Regions from separate parts of the Homo sapiens genome. Here region 2 is linked to region 1. Evidence: read pairs that join two places in POLR2A ChIA-PET (ENCODE). Cell type or tissue: PC-3. All regions are shown on one strand. Links, peaks and the distances in the headings refer to the core of each region. The heading gives the core; the rest is flanking DNA.

What was found. Peaks named below come from ENCODE experiments on the same cell type or tissue, not always from the same donor. Only the 100,000 strongest peaks of a DNase experiment are listed, where the experiment ranks them.
Region 2: POLR2A ChIA-PET joins it to region 1 with 6 read pairs; 4 of 35 experiments call an interaction of 5 or more read pairs at or near these places.

Annotation. Positions count from the first base shown.
Region 1 is chr2:46,184,724-46,190,103 of GRCh38, forward strand. It overlaps PRKCE (protein kinase C epsilon), which reads left to right. Exons shown (of 15, transcript NM_005400.3): 15 at 12-3,267. The coding sequence ends at 158. Among named protein-coding and RNA genes, the nearest start is that of EPAS1, 110 kb to the right of the region's middle. In PC-3, for the core only: no CTCF peak of the experiment used is centred there; no DNase peak of the experiment used is centred there; H3K4me3 peaks cover 834 bases; H3K27ac peaks cover 873 bases.
Region 2 is chr2:46,127,768-46,133,147 of GRCh38, forward strand. All of the region lies in intron 11 of PRKCE (protein kinase C epsilon), which reads left to right. Among named protein-coding and RNA genes, the nearest start is that of EPAS1, 170 kb to the right of the region's middle. In PC-3, for the core only: no CTCF peak of the experiment used is centred there; no DNase peak of the experiment used is centred there.

The sequences.
Region 1 (5,380 bases), core at 60-5,059:
TCTTCCCACAGAAAACCAAAAGAGACGTCAATAATTTTGACCAAGACTTTACCCGGGAAGAGCCGGTACTCACCCTTGTGGACGAAGCAATTGTAAAGCAGATCAACCAGGAGGAATTCAAAGGTTTCTCCTACTTTGGTGAAGACCTGATGCCCTGAGAGCCCACTGCAGTTGGACTTTGCCGATGCTGCAAGAAGGGGTGCAGAGAAGACTCCTGTGTTGGAGACACTCAGCAGGTCTTGAACTACTTCTCCTCCTCGGAGCCCCAGTCCCATGTCCACTGTCTATTTATTGCATTCCCTTGCCCCAGGCCACCTCCTCCCCCTCCCACCTGGTGACCAGAAGGCGCTCTCGGTTCTTGTCTCACCAGTAATGCAGACTCATTGGGTCAGCAATTAGCTGTATACACTGCCGTGTTTGGACCATTGGCAAGCCTGGTTCCACTCCTCAGGGGCTCCTGGCAGTGAAGCAACTTCAGTTCTTTTACTGCAAAGAACAGAAAAAAGAAAGAAAGCAAACAAGAAGACTCCGGCTCTGCTATCGGACACAGATCCTGATCCCTCTTGCTTCTTTTCCCTCCTGCACCGCAGCTTGCCATCCCTGCCCTTCTGTCCTGGAGAAGAGACTGGTGCTTCTCCGCACACACGAGGGAGGGCGCCCTTGAGGCATGCCCTCTGAGGGAGGGAGACCAGAGATGCAGGGATTGGCCAGCTGGGTTGGTTTGCTCTGGAATGGCTAACTCTTGCCTGCTTTGGTTTTAGCTTTTCAGCATGCCAAAGTCATGTAAGTTTGTGTCTTGTGGAAGAAATCCTCTTTGTGGAAAAAGAAACAGGGTTTTGAACTCTGTTAACATTTGAAAAATATATTTTCAAATTCACTTTCTAATTGGCCAAAAGAGATGAGTTCCAGTCTGAATACAGGTAGATATTAAAGGGCTAATAAAAAATGAGAAACCGGTCGTCCAAGGTGGATGCTGTCAATGCCCGAGTGACACATGAGAGCTGTATGAATTGAGAGAAAAGGCAACAAGTAGCATTCTTCATCATTCAAGTTCTACCTGGACACAAAGGCGAGGACCCTGGGGTTCCAACAAAGCTCAGCTCCCAGATTCTCTTTCCAGTTTCATCCTAAGTTCCTAGCATAAACACTATTTATTTTCTGCAGCAGTGTGTTATTTTTGCGCACTTATACAAAATGGTAGTACTACTGTGTTGTGGTTTTTAAACATTAAACATGTAAAGTTATATACGAAATATCTGCTTTTGGAATAAGCAGAATGAGGCTAAACATGGGTTATACAAAGGGTATCTGGAAACTGAAGAGCAACTTGTTAGAAAACTGACAATGTCGCAAGATGTACTCAGTTTTGTTTCTGTGTGACATGCAATGGCAACTCATGTGGACACTATTGAAGGGATGTGACATTACCTCCTGTAGATATGCTAACAGTGTTATTCTTTCATTTCCAAGGGTTCTCTGTGGCTTTGTGTATATGTTTCCCAGAGGTCATTTGATTACCTAATTTACTGAACTGATTTAGCAGGGAATGGAATCCATTCCAACTATTGCACGTGGATTTCCCAGCTGCCCCTAAATATATATACTTGTGAGTGGCAAAGTGGCACTAATGAAGCTTTTGCCTTTTGTACATTTGAGATTTTTGTATATAGTGTTTGCTGCAAGGCCTGTGGAATTAATTCGTTGCATATAGAGGTATCAACTGCTGCATGTTCAGGCATATTATAAAACTTTAGTCTATGAAAGAATAATTATAATAATGTCCAGGTGCAATACTCTGTAAGTCTATTGGTTCAAGTTACCGAGAGATAGGTGTGTTCCTTTATGGGGGATGGGGGGGTGTGTTGGGGATTCTTTGTATTGTTTATTTCATTTTGGTTTATTTTAAAAGATGTAAACATATATTAAGCTATATTAAATCTCACATACAGTTCTTCTGTGCTCTATTATACCCTGATAGAGATGGGGGAGAGAAAGGAATGTTTTTGATGGTGGTTTCAAAGCTCGGACAGTAACTATCTTGAGCCCATTAGAGAGTCTGTGTCCATATTTGCATCTGGCTGGTCATAGCCTTTGTTACTAATGATGACATTCAGTTCTCTTTTGTTTTTATTTTTTAAAAACTCAGGTGTAATTATTATCTGTTCTTAAGATAATTGCAAATATTAAATATTATGATATATCAATTCATGTGTTTGGCATACCAGTGAATGATGAAGAACATGAGATTAATTTAATTTATCTTCGGTAACTTGACATTCTGGAGAGAGACTATCTTCTGGAGTTGAGTACAAGCACAGAAACATCTTTACGGTGGCATCATCTCATTTTTTAGGAAGACATGATAATACTGCCCATCATATTCATGTGTAACTACTGTTCTTTCTTCTGCTTTCTTCACCATAATAAACTTTGGACAACCAAGCAAGCTCTAACCGCAATGCCAGATGGCCTTGTCCGAGGGCCTAGTGTTTGCACGGCAGTGGGAACTGGGCCTTTCCTACAGGACAACTGGCAAGTTTGCTGGGAAGTCAAATAATACATTCCACCTGGCAGCTGAAGGCAGCCAGTCAGTCTGTCCCAGAAAGGGCCCTTTTCAGCACCCAAAGCTGGGCTGGCTGGGATGCCTCTGGCTGGTGAAGTTCTCACATAGGCTGATTTAAATCCAGCAAAGGTCTATAGAAAAAGGCTTGCGTGTTCGTTGAGTAATCATTGTTTCATTTTCATTTTTACGAGAGTTTGAAAATAGACACACTGTTAACACTTCTGCCAGTTTTTTCTGATCTTTCCAGCCCCACCCCCTTTCTCTTTCTCTCTCTCTCTCAAAGAAAAAAAAAATGGGAGTGCAAAAAAAACAAAGCCAAAAAATATATGAAGGATAGCTGTTCTTCTGTGTTCTCTCATTATGGACTTTGTGAAGTAGAAACATAATTTTTTTTCCTCCAAAGGTGAAAAAACAATGCATTCTTGCTTTAAAAAAAAAAAAGAAGGCTAAAAAATTACCTCTTTTTAAATTATGTGCAAAATAATTCTGGCTAACTGTAAAATGTATTCAATTTTAGGATTTTTTTTTTTTGTATTGTGATGCTTTATTTGTACATTTTTTTCCTTTCTGGATGTAATTTTAATCTCTTGCCATTCATTAGTGTTATTTCATTGTAAACGTTATTGTGCCAAATGTACTGTATTCAAAAGGATGTGAATGTGTATTGTTTCAGAACCTAATAAATACAATGACGTTAAGTCTTATTTTCAGTGCCAATAAGAATTTTTCATCTCCGTTGTGAGTGGCAAAGTGGCACTAATGAAGCTTTTTGCCATTTATATGTTAGAGATTCAAAAATTTCCAAACCTAAACGTGGTTTCAGCTTTCCTTTCTCCTTGGAAGATGCACAAAAGCTGCAAATGACCATATTTGCACATTCCCCCTGCCTCTGTGCTTCTGGGCTGTCAGAAGGAATAAGGGGGACCCGTGCCAACTGGACATGGCTCTCAGCTGCCTTGGCCTGTCTGCCTTGAGGTGCTGGGTGATAGGAAAGAAAGCAGGCGGCACCTGCATTTTTGTCTTTCCAGAGAAGCAAATGCTGGACCACCTTGCAAACAATGCCCACTTGAGCCTCCTCATGACTCAGTTTTGAGCCTGATGCTTGGAACTATAGGCCTTGGGGTTCCAGGGACTCCTCCTAGGGTGAGAGTTCCTTGCAGGCTGGCCTGGAGCACAGACTGGCCAGCGGGGCTCCATGCTTAGCTCTTGCCCGCCTCCCCCATGCAGCCCATGTCTGTGCCCATCCTGCCGACTCCCGGGCTCTCCAGGTTCCTCCTTCACTCTGGGACTCCTTTTCTGCCATTCCAAGCATGTTGCCCTGGTACTGCAAGACTCCTCCTCTTTCTCCAGCACAAACTTTTCAAGAATGTTTGAAACTCAAAAGCACCCTCTTGAGTACACCAGAAATTTCCATTGGCCAAAACTTCCTGTTCCTTAAAAGTTACAGAAATGGGGCCGGGCACTGTGGCTCACGCCTGTAATCCCAGCACTTTGGGAGGCCGAGGTGGGTGGATCACCCGAGGTTGGAAGTTCGAGACCAGCCTGACCAACACGGAGAAACCCCACCTCTATAAAAATACAAAATTAGCTGGGCAGGGTGGCACATGCCTATAATCCCAGCTACTCGGGAGGCTGAGGCAAGAGACTTGCTTGAACTCGGGAGGCGGAGGTTGCGTTGAGCCGACATCGCACCATTGCACTCCAGCCTGGGCAACAAGAGCAAAACTCCGTCTCAAAAAAAAAGAAAAAAAAGTTACAGCAATGATTGCAGTTCTACTATTTCTTATCCTAAGGTAAGGGGATGGACTACCTTGTCACCCTCTCGACTTCCTCATAAGCCCTCCAGTGACTGGCGTATCTGCCTGCAAGGCCTCTTCTCTCACAGTTTTTCCTCTCTCAGCAACATCTCCTGCCCACCTGGAGATCGAAGCATGAATTTCCAGACCCACCCCAAGAAGGATGTGTTTAGCACATAGTTTTCTCTCTGATTCAAGAGTTGTTTCTAGGTAAGTGACCACCCAAGGAGAAGCAACCGTCCTACCAGCTTGTCTGTCTTATCACGAACTTAAAATTAGGAGAATCATCAAACTCATAGAGGCAGAGAGTATAATGGCGGTTGCCAGGGTCTGGGGTGGGGGTGGAAATGGGGAGATGTTGGTCAAACTACAAAGTTTCAATTAGGACAAATACATTCCGAAGCTCGATTGTAGAACATGGTGACTATGGTTAATAATAATGTATAATTGAAAGTTGCCAAGAGAGAAGATATTATGCGTTCTCACCACAAAAAAGAATGGGCCAGGGCCAGGCACAGTGGCTCACACCTGTAATTCCAGCACTTTGGGAGGCCAAGGTGAGAGGATCACTTGAGCCCAGGAATTCAAGACCAGCCTGGTCAATAAAGTGAGACCTCATCTCTACCAAAAAAAAAAGAAAAGAAAAAGAAAAAAAAAAATAGCCAGGCATGGTGGTGCACGCCTGTGGTCCAGCTACACAGGAGGCCATGGCAGGAGGATTGCTTAAGCCCAGAAGGTCGAGGCTGTAGTGAGCCATAATTGTGCCACTGCACTCCAGCCTGGGCAAGAGAACAAGATCCTGTCTCAAAATAATAGTAATGAGGAGGAGGAGGAGAAAGAATGTGAAGTGATGGATATGTTAGGTTGGTGCAAAATTAATTGTGGTTTTTGACATTTTTAAAAGTAATACTAACACTTTTACCTATGTAACAAACTTGCACATCCTGTACATGTACCCTGGAACTTAAAATAAAAATTAAATACTATATACTATTTTAACAAATTTTAAAAAGTAGTGGCA
Region 2 (5,380 bases), core at 272-5,271, 57 kb before region 1:
CCTAACTTGCATGGATAAAGAATTTGCTGGAAAGACATGAGACAGCTCACAGATACAGTAGGCAAACTGGAAAATCAATGGGAAAATGGACAGGGACTGGGGCTGGACCACAGCTGTGTTTCTCAGACATGGCCGTGGGAAAACACAGTGGGTCAGCTCACAGCCAGTTTGCCTTCATGCCACTGCCTCAAAAGTCACAGGAGTATCAGGAAGGCCAAGCCTTGGTGTTCCATGTTCACACACTGAGGTACGCCCTTTGTGGCAGACAGAGTCTGCTACAGTGGGCAGTAAAGATAAAATGAAAGCAAGCAGGTACAGACACCAGGTTACAATTCCTGGACAAATTATTCCAATGATATCCTCTTTCTATTCCTTACCTGGTTCCCCCTCTAGTTTTTGTTATTGTCATTTGCCATTGTGTTGTTCCCTTCCAGCATCACTTGTAATGTCATCAGTCAACAAAAAAAAAAGAGTAGATATTCGAATCTGTTTACATGACAGTGATTTTTTTAGTATGTGAGAAAGGGGTAATGAACTCATGGTTTAAATGGTCAAGTTTGGAAACTGCTCATGAAGAGCAATTGGAGCTAACATTTGTTAAGCACCCACTCTGTGCCAGGAACTGGTATAAACCCTTTCCATATTACCTCATTTAGGCATCACAGTAAGCCTTTGAAATGAGTACTGTTATCCCCATTTTATGGGTTAGGAACCTGAACCTAAGTGAGACTAAGACATTGTATTCACATAGTGTTAATACTAAATCAGAGTAATCTTCAGACTTAGGCCTGGGAGACGTCACGTTCTCCTGCTCAATCTCAGGCATCTCTGTCTTGCTATTCCTTAAGTAGCATCATAGGAGCTCCCTGTTTTGGTAAACGTTCCCTAATCTTTATGTCTTCGATCTTTTAATCAGTTTTCCAGTGGCCCCAAAGATAGATCTGTGGTTGACCATTAAAAATAAGGTTGATAAGCCAATGAAGTGTCATCACTGAGAAGTCAGGGCTGGATAACCACACACCTAAAGACCTTCTGCACTGGAAATGTTGGTGATCCTGGGGAGAGACCACCAGAGAGTGACCAGGCAGTCAGTATTTCTGGTCCTGCTCGTGGGCACTTGACTCTGGAGCAGGTGCTTTGAACTTGAGGAAAATATGGATGCCATAGCAGATGTGGGTCCTTCTTGGAGGAGCTCAGGGCTTCTCAGGACCTCCTCCACCACCTAGCCTAGACACTGGGTGGTTAAGAGTTTGCCTCTGAGTTTCAAATCTTAGTTTCCCACTCCTATACTAGCTGTGGGCCCCTGAGCAAGACGTGCACCCTCTCTAGGTCTCAGATTTGTCATCTTTAAAATGGGAGTGATGATAGTACCCATTTCAGAGTTTGGGGGAGAATTCGAGGAGCTCCTCCACATGAGGCGCACTAGTAAAGGCTCATCAGCACCGTCAGTGAGCACAGGGTCTTCATGGTTTTCTCCTTGTTTCACATGTGGATGGCAGAAGCCAAGTCTCAGAATGATACCTCCCATCCAAGGAAGGTGGGGGCCCATGGCAGGTGCTCAGTACGTAGCTGTTGATGAGTGGAAAAGAAACAAGGGCATGGACCAGAGTTAATCTCAGCATGTACGTTCACAGCACTTTTACTCCTCAACGTTATTTTATTTTTTTTATATGTGTTGATTGTCGCTTTCCACACTAGGATATAAATGCCAAGAGGACAGGGAACGTGTTTCCATAGTGCCAAGAACAGCGCATGTCACGTGGTAGTCACTCCATGAATATTTGAATACATGAGTGTATGGGTTTTTTTCTATGAAAAGGAGCAAGCTGATGAGGAGCCTGTGGGCAGCCTCTGCCCTGGAACCTCCTGAGCCCTGGGCTGACTGTCTCATTCTTCCATCGGGCACTCCAGGCAGCCTCGTGTTCATGCTGGCTGAAGGCTGCCCACAGGAAGCTGCCTGTGCCTGTTCCTTGCCCCAGCAAACTACAGGGCCCAGGGCAGAGCCTTGCAGATTGGAAGCTGCTGAGTTATGTTGTAAGACTCGCTGGGAAATGCTGCCATTCCGATTTATTATTTTAATTGTTTTATAGTTTATACTTATGCCCTGCAGTGATTTTCCATTAAATCAGAACACTTATGTTTTCAAAAAAGAGCAGGTATGGTTGTGGGTGTATATCTTAACAGCTAATCTCTGGCAATAAAAGCTGTTTGACAGTCATCAACAGATTAGGAAATTAGTATTTGTTTAATTAACCTCCCTTAGGGACTATTAGCACATGAAAATAGCGAGTTTTTTTTAACCTGATAAGATGACAGATTTTGTTCTTGTGTATTCTTAAGGTTTCAGGTATAATTGTTTTTGTGGTTGTTTTCATTTTTATTAGCATAAACCATTGGGTTGGTAAAAATAATTACAAAATTGGAAAGAGACAAATAACACAAAGTATAATCTAATAAGTTACAATTAAACTTTTATTAATTTTATGTCATATTTACACTATATGTATATATTATACCACATAAAATATAAATATGCATACATGAATATACTATTACATATATTAATCATACTGTATACTTTATCATACATACTTTGTTATACATTATATATACTTTGTTATATATAAGTATATAGTATGATTAATATAACATGACATAGATATATAGAAACGTTGAGAGTTACATGTTGTCTGCGTACAGTCTCACAACACATGTTAATTATCTTTTTAGTTTTCACTGAAGTTTCAATTTTTGTCATAGCACTTGCTAAAATAAATTTTTAAGTCATGATTTCTTTATTTCAGAATAGACTGCTTAAAGGATTTATTTGTCATAGATCTGAACCACCAACAAATTCCACATTCCTTTCTTCAGTTTGTTCAAAGCACTTGCTTTCTGGCTGAGAAATATTCCTTCCGCAGACCTCATTGCTCTGTTTCCACTTGGTCTGGCTCATTTGCTGGCCAGCTAACCTACCCACACGTAGCTTCATTAGAAAACACATTAAGATATGTCCTGTACACAGGTAGAAAGTGCTGCTTGTTTTGGACCCTTAGAGTAGCTTGAGAAGAGTAAAACTGCAAATGCCAAATGTGGGTCTGCTGTACTTCGTGTGCGCACCCTTGTGCCATCAGGATACTTCCATGACCTGAATCATAATTGAGAGACTTTTGCTTAAAAACTGGGGGTCACTTTTTCCCAAAGCAGAGATAGGTTATCCTTTTTGAGCACCTGTCTTCCTTGAATGTAACTTACTAATATTTCATCCACATCTATGGCCAAACAACCTGCTCTAGTGTGAGGATAAATCCGGCTGGTGACCACCAGCAAAGTCAGGGATTGAACAGCACTCTGAATTTTAGCTGAATGGCCTCAGGAAAATCCAAATCTTGCTCCAAGTAGAGTCTTTGGGTTAAAGAAGGTAAAAGGAAGCAGTTGGCTGGGGATGGAGTCAGAGGCAGGGGTGAGGCTGTGGCCTTCAGGAGGGCCCTGGAGAGGGAACTCTAGACTCTTCCTGCCAGGATTTGAGAAGTGGTCTTGAAGCTGTGCCCCATGCCTTATCACCTCTGCTGACTCTCCTGGATCTTCTGATACATCTCTGCAAGTTCCCTGGGGGAAGTTACATATCAAGCCATAAGGGTCCACCTTAGCTCAATGACACTGAGCAGATTTGCAAGTAGTTCAGAAGGGATCACAGTTTAGGGAAGGGTGATTTTTAAAAAGGAGGAAGTAAAGAAATGTCCAGAGTATGGGCACCCCTTCTGATGGGCCTGGTGGAGTGGGGAGGAAAGAGAGGGCCCAGGAACACTGAGCTGATTTGGGCTGGGTCACCATTGCCCCAACTAACCTGCTCCTCAGGGACAGCCTAGGATTGGCAAAGGAGAAGCTGCTGGATCCTTCTTGGTTGGAAGACTGGAAGGCATGTGGAGAACATGGAACTCTGGTGGGTTTTCTCTGAATAGGGTTCTTCCCACATGCAGACTCTACTGCCTTGAAAAAGGGCATGTCTCCCAGTGTCACTCCAAGAGTTATTGCTTGCTTTCTTTTTTTCCCCAAGTGGAATTCTGGAACTCTCCTTCTTTCCCATTGGCAGGTTTGAGGTTTACAGTTACTTTCTTTACTAAAGCTATTCACTGGGCAGACCCTGATACACAATGCCTCTATTAGTCTGGAAAGTCTTTTCTCAAAAGATACAACCAATTATTATTTTTATTATTATTATTTATTATTTCTAAATCAGAGTCTCAAAGCATAAAAAGAAAAAATAAACAAATATAAGTAAGGGCACGTGACTTTATCTGCCTGGGCCTCAGCTGGATAAAAAGACCTCTGAACCACCCAAGTTCAGAGCCCTTCACTGACTGACCACGCTCTTTGTTTGAGATTCTCTTTTTGGGTTTCCCAAACACCAAAGTCCTCGGTGGTTGCTCTGTCTCAAGTCCCAACCATCAAGCGTTGTGCTTGCTTACAGATCATTTCCAGCCTTCTTCTCTTGTCACACTGTATGTGATCCTTTTCTCAAAAAATCTCACCCACATTCATTCTTTTCCTCCAGCCCAAACCTTCACATATCACACCTAGTCAGCATGTCCAGTGAGGTGCTTCCAAGGGACCAATAATGTTCAGCATGCACGAGCTGAACTGCTGCTATCCTCCTGCCTCCCTCCAAAGCCTGGGCCTTCCTGGTATGTCATAAGTGCTCAGTAGATGTCCATCACATGGAGAAATGGAGGCTGTCTTTATCTCTAATCACCTTTGATTTTGTAAACTCTACCAGATTATGTCCTCCCTGATGAAGAGGAGGACTCTTCTTAACCGGCCTCATTCGCCTGAGCCTGTGCAGCCTCGTTGTCCATCAAACCACAGGTCTAGGCCCATAACAGGGCATAAGCACAGCCCTGTACCCCTTCTTATTGGCATATATGCATATATGCACACGTGCGCGCACAAACACATTTCTTAGCCGTTGGAAAGCACCGCATGGTCTTAAAGCAAATACCTTCCATGGCCAAATTAAACAAATACAAATGTAAGACTTCTTTTTTAAGAATAATAAAATCTGTTTTCTGTCCCTTCAGAGGTCAGTCCATTTTCAGCCTCCTAACCTTGAATGAGGCCTCTGATATCCTCCAAGTAACTTGGGTGACCCCCACTTTGCAGGAAGACGTGCCTTCCCTACATCCCCGTCAAATTGTGTGGAGTTACATTTGTGTTTCCTCAGCTCTTTATCTGGGCTGGGGTGACCTAAAAGGGGCTAACCAATCTCCTAGCACGTGGCTCCTTATGTGGCTGGACATGGAAGACATACGCCTACTAGTTTTGGCAGCTTCTGGTCCTGACAAAGGAGCTTGAAGTGCGGTTTTCTGGCCTTCCTGTCCGG